Regions from separate parts of the Homo sapiens genome. Here region 1 is linked to region 2. Evidence: read pairs that join two places in POLR2A ChIA-PET (ENCODE). Cell type or tissue: Panc1. All regions are shown on one strand. Each heading gives the region's core, and the rest is flanking DNA. Links, peaks and the distances in the headings are about the cores only.

Region 1 (2,910 bases), core at 273-2,772, 61 kb after region 2:
ATTAAAGAGATGAGCTGGAAAAGAACGAGGAAAAAATAATATAAAACAAAGCACAGGGCCGGGTGTGCTGGCTCATGCCTGTAATCCCAACACATTGGGAGGCCAAGGCAGGCAGATCACTTGGGGTCAGGAGTTCGAGACCAGCCTTGTCAATATGGTGAAACCCCATCTCTACTAAAAGTACAAAAATTAGCCGGGAGTGGTGGCACATGCCTGTAATCCCAGCTACTCAGGAGGCTGAGGCAGGAGAGTCGCTTGAACCCGGGAAGCAGAGGTTGCAGTGAGCTGAGATGGCACCACTGCAATCCAGCATGGGTGACAGAGCAAGACTACATCTCAAAAAAAAAAAGAGAGAGAGAGAAATTTTAAAGTTAAGAAAGACAGAAAAAGGAAGAAAGGGAGAGAAGGAAGGAGAAATGAAGGAAGGGAGGGGAGCACTTTCTGAAGTGCATTTTAGACCCAGAAATTCCCTCAGAATTCACCTAGCCTGACCTACTCTCTTATTCTACAGATGGGGAAACTGAGGCACAGAAAGAGAGAAGAGAGGTCGAGAATAACAGGAGTAAAGGCCATAGAAGAGGGACCAGGCAGTCCATGAATGTGAAAAATTGAACTTTTCAATTTGAACAAGGATATGAAGGGACAAGAAATCAATCCCTGAGTCAGGTGAGGTGGTGTGGGCGGGCGCTCCCCAAGTACCCCGAGGGGAGGTGAAGGGGTGAGATGTCCGGCCAGGAGGAGTGGGATATGTGAGTTCTTATGCAGCAGCAAGAGGTAGAGGATGCTGGGCTGCGCGTGGTGGCTCATGCCTGTCATCCCAGCACTTTGGGAGGCCGAGGCGGGCAGATCACCTGAGGTCAGGAGTTTGAGACCAGCCTCGTCAACATGGTGAAACCCCGTCTCTACTAAAAATACAAAAATTAGCCGGATGTTGTGGTGCATGCCTGTAATCCCAGCTACTTGGGAGACAGAGGCAGGAGAATTGCTTGAACCTTGGAGGCAGAGGTTGCAGTGGGCCGAGATCGTGCCATTGCACTCCAGCCGGGGCAACAAGAGCAAAACTCCATTTCAAAGAAAAAGAGGTAAAGGGTGCTTCACGTCACTGAGCGAAGGGTGCAGGTGCTCTTTGAAGCAGTCATTGCGGGAAACACGGTCTACATCCACAAGGGAAGTGTGACGGCCCTTCTGGGACAATGTAGGTTGCCTGGCATCCTCTTTTGGCTACTAATAGTTTAGCACATCCCAATTCGACCACCCCCAAACATGACACATCCCATCTGGAAAAGTGCAGGGTAAGGGTCACCCCCACATTCCATACTTATAGCCAAGGGAGCCAGGGATGCCTTTTGATGGGCAGTGGTGAGTGTGAGATATTTCTCTGAGATAATGAAGATTGAGAGATGTCCTCTGAGGGGTTGGGTTTGTAAGATAACGTTAATGGCCCTGCTGGAAGACTGAAGTCCTTTCTGATCAATGGAGGGGACAGCAAGGGATGCAAGGAACCCCATACAATGCGGTGAGATGGGATGGGCCACCCCTCCATTGTCCCAGGACCTTTGACCTTTGGGATCTCTTGATGGACCAGTGAGATGTGATATAATGCAGTTGTTGAGAAGAGAGGCAACCAAGCTTCAAATTCCATCTAACTAGCCTGGGTGCATAGACCGAGCCACCGAGATTTCTCGCCCCCTCATTTTTCTCTTCTCTAGAACGGGAGTGATAATAACGACTCATAGGCTAGCTATGATGCTTGATGAGTTAATGTACATAAAACACTGAGATGAGAACCAGGCATTACATAAGCAGCTACTATTCTTATTACTGGGGACTCCCATTTTGCAAAAGTTTGAGATCATCCTTTATGAGACCCCTGAGGGGCCAGAGACAGCCCATCTGCAGAAATAAAATGATCAAGGGTAGCCCATCTGGACACCAAGTGGGTAGCTCAGACAGCCGGGGGGCCTGGCATCCCACTGTCCTATCGAGGGCTTGGGACATCCTATTTTGCACTCTACACATATAAGATATCACATCTGGAGAAGTGAGGGACGAGGGAAATCTCATACGGAGCCCAGAAAAATAGGCCATATTCTTTGAGGGGCACTGGGATGATAGGACCGTCTTTGGAGACTGAAGAGTGCTGGAGATCTCATATGGGTGATCAAATATATGACAGCCCAAATGGGCTCTGAGGAGTGCCAGGTATTTTCCATGGGTCAGTGGAGGTAGAAGGAGATTTCATCCAGTTCCCAAGGGGTATAGAATGTCCCCCTGGTATAAGCACAAGCCGTGGCGTGGCGTGTCAGGGAGGTATGGAACAGCTCTCTGCCATGCCCAGGGATAAAACAGCCATGATTTGGGAAAGGAGGGAGTATGGGAATGTCTCTCGGAGAAAATGAGAAACGCTGAAATGTCCAGTCTGGGCATTTGGAGGCGAGAGGACAGGAAGTGAAGAACATTGCAGGGAAGGAACAAGGTCTGCCCTCGGGTGTTGGGAGGCGTCTGGTGAGAGCTTGGTTTGGTGGAAGCAGTAGGTGGGGAACAGGCATAGATCCTGCTTTGGGGTGGGCGTCTGTCTCCCCAGGGCTCACAGGATGGGAGCGCAAGCTGTCTCCAGGCTGGGAAGAGGAAGCTGACACCAGGAACCCAGGCTGTCTCTCCATGGGCACAGGCTGTCTGTGGGCACATGCAGAGTGGGCACGGGCTGTCTCCAGGGCACAGGCACTTCCAGAGGGTGCAGGCTGTCTGGGGTGGGCACAGGCTATCTGAGGACACCAGCTGTGTCTGGAATCACAGGCTGGGTCTGGGGACACAGGCAAGATTTTTCTAGTGACACAGGCTCTCTCTAGAGCTGTAGGCTGGTCTGGGGGGACACAGCGATGCCTGGGAACATTGGCTGTGTGGGGGCAG
Region 2 (2,910 bases), core at 307-2,806:
TTTTTTTTTTAAGACAGAGTCTTGCTGTGTCTCCCAGGCTGGAGTGCAGTGGCACGATCTCGGCTCACTGCAACTTCTGCCTCCTGGGTTCAAGCAATTCTCCCTCCTCAGCCTCCCGAGTAGCTGGGACTACAGGCGCCCGCCACCACGCCCAGCTAATTGTTTGTGTTTTTAGTAGAGATGGGGTTTCGCCATGTTAGCCAGGATGGTCTCCATCTCCTGACCTTGTGATCCACCTGCCTCCGCCTCCCAAAGTGCTGGGATTACAGGCATGAGCCACCGCGCCCGGCCTAATTTTTGTATTTTTAATAAAGATGAGGTTGTACCATATTGGTGAGGTTGATCTCAAACTCCTGACCTCAAGTGATCCATCTGCCTCGGCCTCCCAAAGGGCTGGGATTATAAACGTGAACCTCCACACCCAGCCTTTTTTTTTTTTTTGAGAGGGAGTCTTGCTCTGTTGCCCAGGCTGGAGTACAGTGGCATGATCTCAGCTCACTGCAACCCCCGCCTCCTGGGTTCATGCAATTCACCTGCCTCAGCCTCCCGAGTAGCTGGAACTACAGGGGTGCGCCACCACACCTGGCTAATTTTTGTATTTTAGTAGAGACAGGGTTTTACCATGTTGGCCAGGCTGATCTCGAACTGCTGACCTCAAGTGATCTGCCCACCTCAGCCTCCCAAAGTGCTGAGATTACAGGAGTGAGCCACTGCGCTCGGCTGCTTTTTTTTTTTTTGACAGAATCTCGCTCTGTCACCCAGGCAGGAGTGCAGTGGCATGAACACAATTCACTGCAGCCTCGACCTCCCAGGCTCAAGCGATTTTCCCACATCAGCCTCCCAAGTAGCTGGGAGTACAGGCAAGCACCACCATGCCTGGCTAATTTTTAAATTACTTGTTGAGACAGGATCTATGTTGCCCAGGCTGGTCTTGAACTCCTGAGCTCAGGTGATCCTCCTGCCTTGGCCTCCCAAAGTGCTGGGATTACAGGCGTGAGTCACCAAAGCCTGCCTGATGCACGTATTTCTTTTCCTGTCGTGGGACATGGCTGGGGAAGAAGGAATCTAGGAGACAAAAAGATAGATGCAGGCCAGGCACGGCGCGGTGGCTCATGCCTGTAATCCCAGCACTTTGGGAGGCAGAGGTGGGCAGATCACTTGAGGTCGGGAGTTCGAGACCAGCCTGGCCAACATGGTGAAACCTCACCTCTACTTAAAATACAAAAATTAGCTGGGCGTGGTGGCAGGCGCCTGTAATCCCAGCTACTAGGGAGGCTGAGGCAGGAAGAGAATCTCTTGAGCCCAGAAGGCAGAGGTTGTAATGAGCTGAGATTGTGCCACTGCACTGCAGCCTGGATGAAAGAGCAAGACTCCGTCTAAAAAAAAAAAAGAAGAAGAAGGATAGATGCAACACCTTCAATGTGGAAATGGGAACCGAATGTGGAGCAAGATTCTCATCAGAGATTCTGAGAGGGTCCCAATGATGTGGATGTGGGAGGGTGGTGTAGAATATGGTCAGTTAATAGAAAATTGGGGTATGGTAAGACTGACAGACCAAGTGATGATTGCCATGGAAAAGATGGTCTGTTACAGTTCCCAAGAGGAGGAGGAAGGCTATACTGGGGGGAGTATGTGGGGAAGCACCAGGGTCAATGAGGGGCAGAGGGAGGAGGAAGAACTGTGGACCAGAGCTTTGATTGTATTTTGTGGGGAGAACAAGATTAGAGTTGGCCAGGTGTGGTGGTTCATGCCTGTAATCCTAGCACTTTGGGAGGCCTAGGAGGGTGGATCACCTGAGGTCAGGAGTTTGACATCAGCCTGGGTAACATGGCGAAACTCCATCTCTACAAAAATACAATAATTACCTGGGTGTGGTGGTGTGCACCTGTGCTTTCAGCTACTCGGGAGGCTGAGGCACGAGAATTGCTTGAACCCCAGAGGCAGAGGCTGCGGTGAGCCAAGATCGTGCCACTGCACTCAAGCCTGGGTGATAGAATGAGAACCTGTCTCAAAAAAAAAAAAAAAAAAAAAAAAAGAAAAGAAAAGAAAAGAAAGAAAGAAAAGAAAAACAAAAAAAGAATTGGCTTTGGGGTGTAGAGGCTGTCCCTGGTTGTCTAGTTCTTGGACCTGGGGTGATTAGGAGAGGACAACATTGACCTTGAGTGTGAGAGCCCCATAATTAAGGTGGTTGAGAGTATGGGCTCTGGATCTATTGGCTTGCATTTGAGGGACATCCTTGAGGACAAGTTGTTTACTGGCTCTAGAAATTAACTAACCCTGCGAGGGGAGGTCCCACCAAGGGCAGCAAGGCCCCAAGATGTTAAAGCATCAAATGCAGAAGATGAAAGACATGGTTAATACGGAGAGATGGATGAGATAGTCCCCAAGTGCAGTAGAAAATGGAAAAGCCCTGGCCCTTCTCTTTACCTCCATTGCCTTGTCCTCTTCAGGATCACTCCCAGAACCTTTGCTCTCAGTCAATGTAGACCCTGGGATGACTCCAGGTCTCAGGACACTTCGATGTCTCACTCCATACAATGGAACCGAATGTATTGTAATTGCTCTGTTGAAAATGGGGATCCCAGAACCATTACAAGTCAGGCAAGTAAGAAAAAACCAGACTGATTTCATGCTCTGGAACGTGACAAGTAATGACAGTGGAAACTACAGCTGTGTGTATTACCTGAGCAACTCATCACACTTGGCCTCCTTCCCCAGCAACAAGCTGGAGATCTGGGTGACAGGTGAGGATAGAGTGATAACACTGGCATTTGACATGTATCCAGCATTTTCTATGTTCCTGTCTCCACGACAGGTAACTTGCCTCCACTAACTCATTCAGTCTTCACTTCCTATGAGGGTGGTTGTGTTACTAACTTCTTTTTGCTCATAGAGATTAGGTGACCTCCC

Evidence for each region. Peaks named below come from ENCODE experiments on the same cell type or tissue, not always from the same donor. Only the 100,000 strongest peaks of a DNase experiment are listed, where the experiment ranks them.
Region 1: POLR2A ChIA-PET joins it to region 2 with 8 read pairs; 5 of 35 experiments call an interaction of 5 or more read pairs at or near these places.

The regions. Positions count from the first base shown.
Region 1 is chr19:53,993,839-53,996,748 of GRCh38, reverse strand. All of the region lies in intron 1 of CACNG6 (calcium voltage-gated channel auxiliary subunit gamma 6), which reads right to left. Among named protein-coding and RNA genes, the nearest start is that of CACNG6, 3.7 kb to the right of the region's middle. In Panc1, for the core only: no CTCF peak of the experiment used is centred there; no DNase peak of the experiment used is centred there; H3K27ac peaks cover 2,500 bases.
Region 2 is chr19:54,055,340-54,058,249 of GRCh38, reverse strand. All of the region lies in intron 3 of VSTM1 (V-set and transmembrane domain containing 1), which reads left to right. Among named protein-coding and RNA genes, the nearest start is that of VSTM1, 7.1 kb to the left of the region's middle. In Panc1, for the core only: no CTCF peak of the experiment used is centred there; no DNase peak of the experiment used is centred there.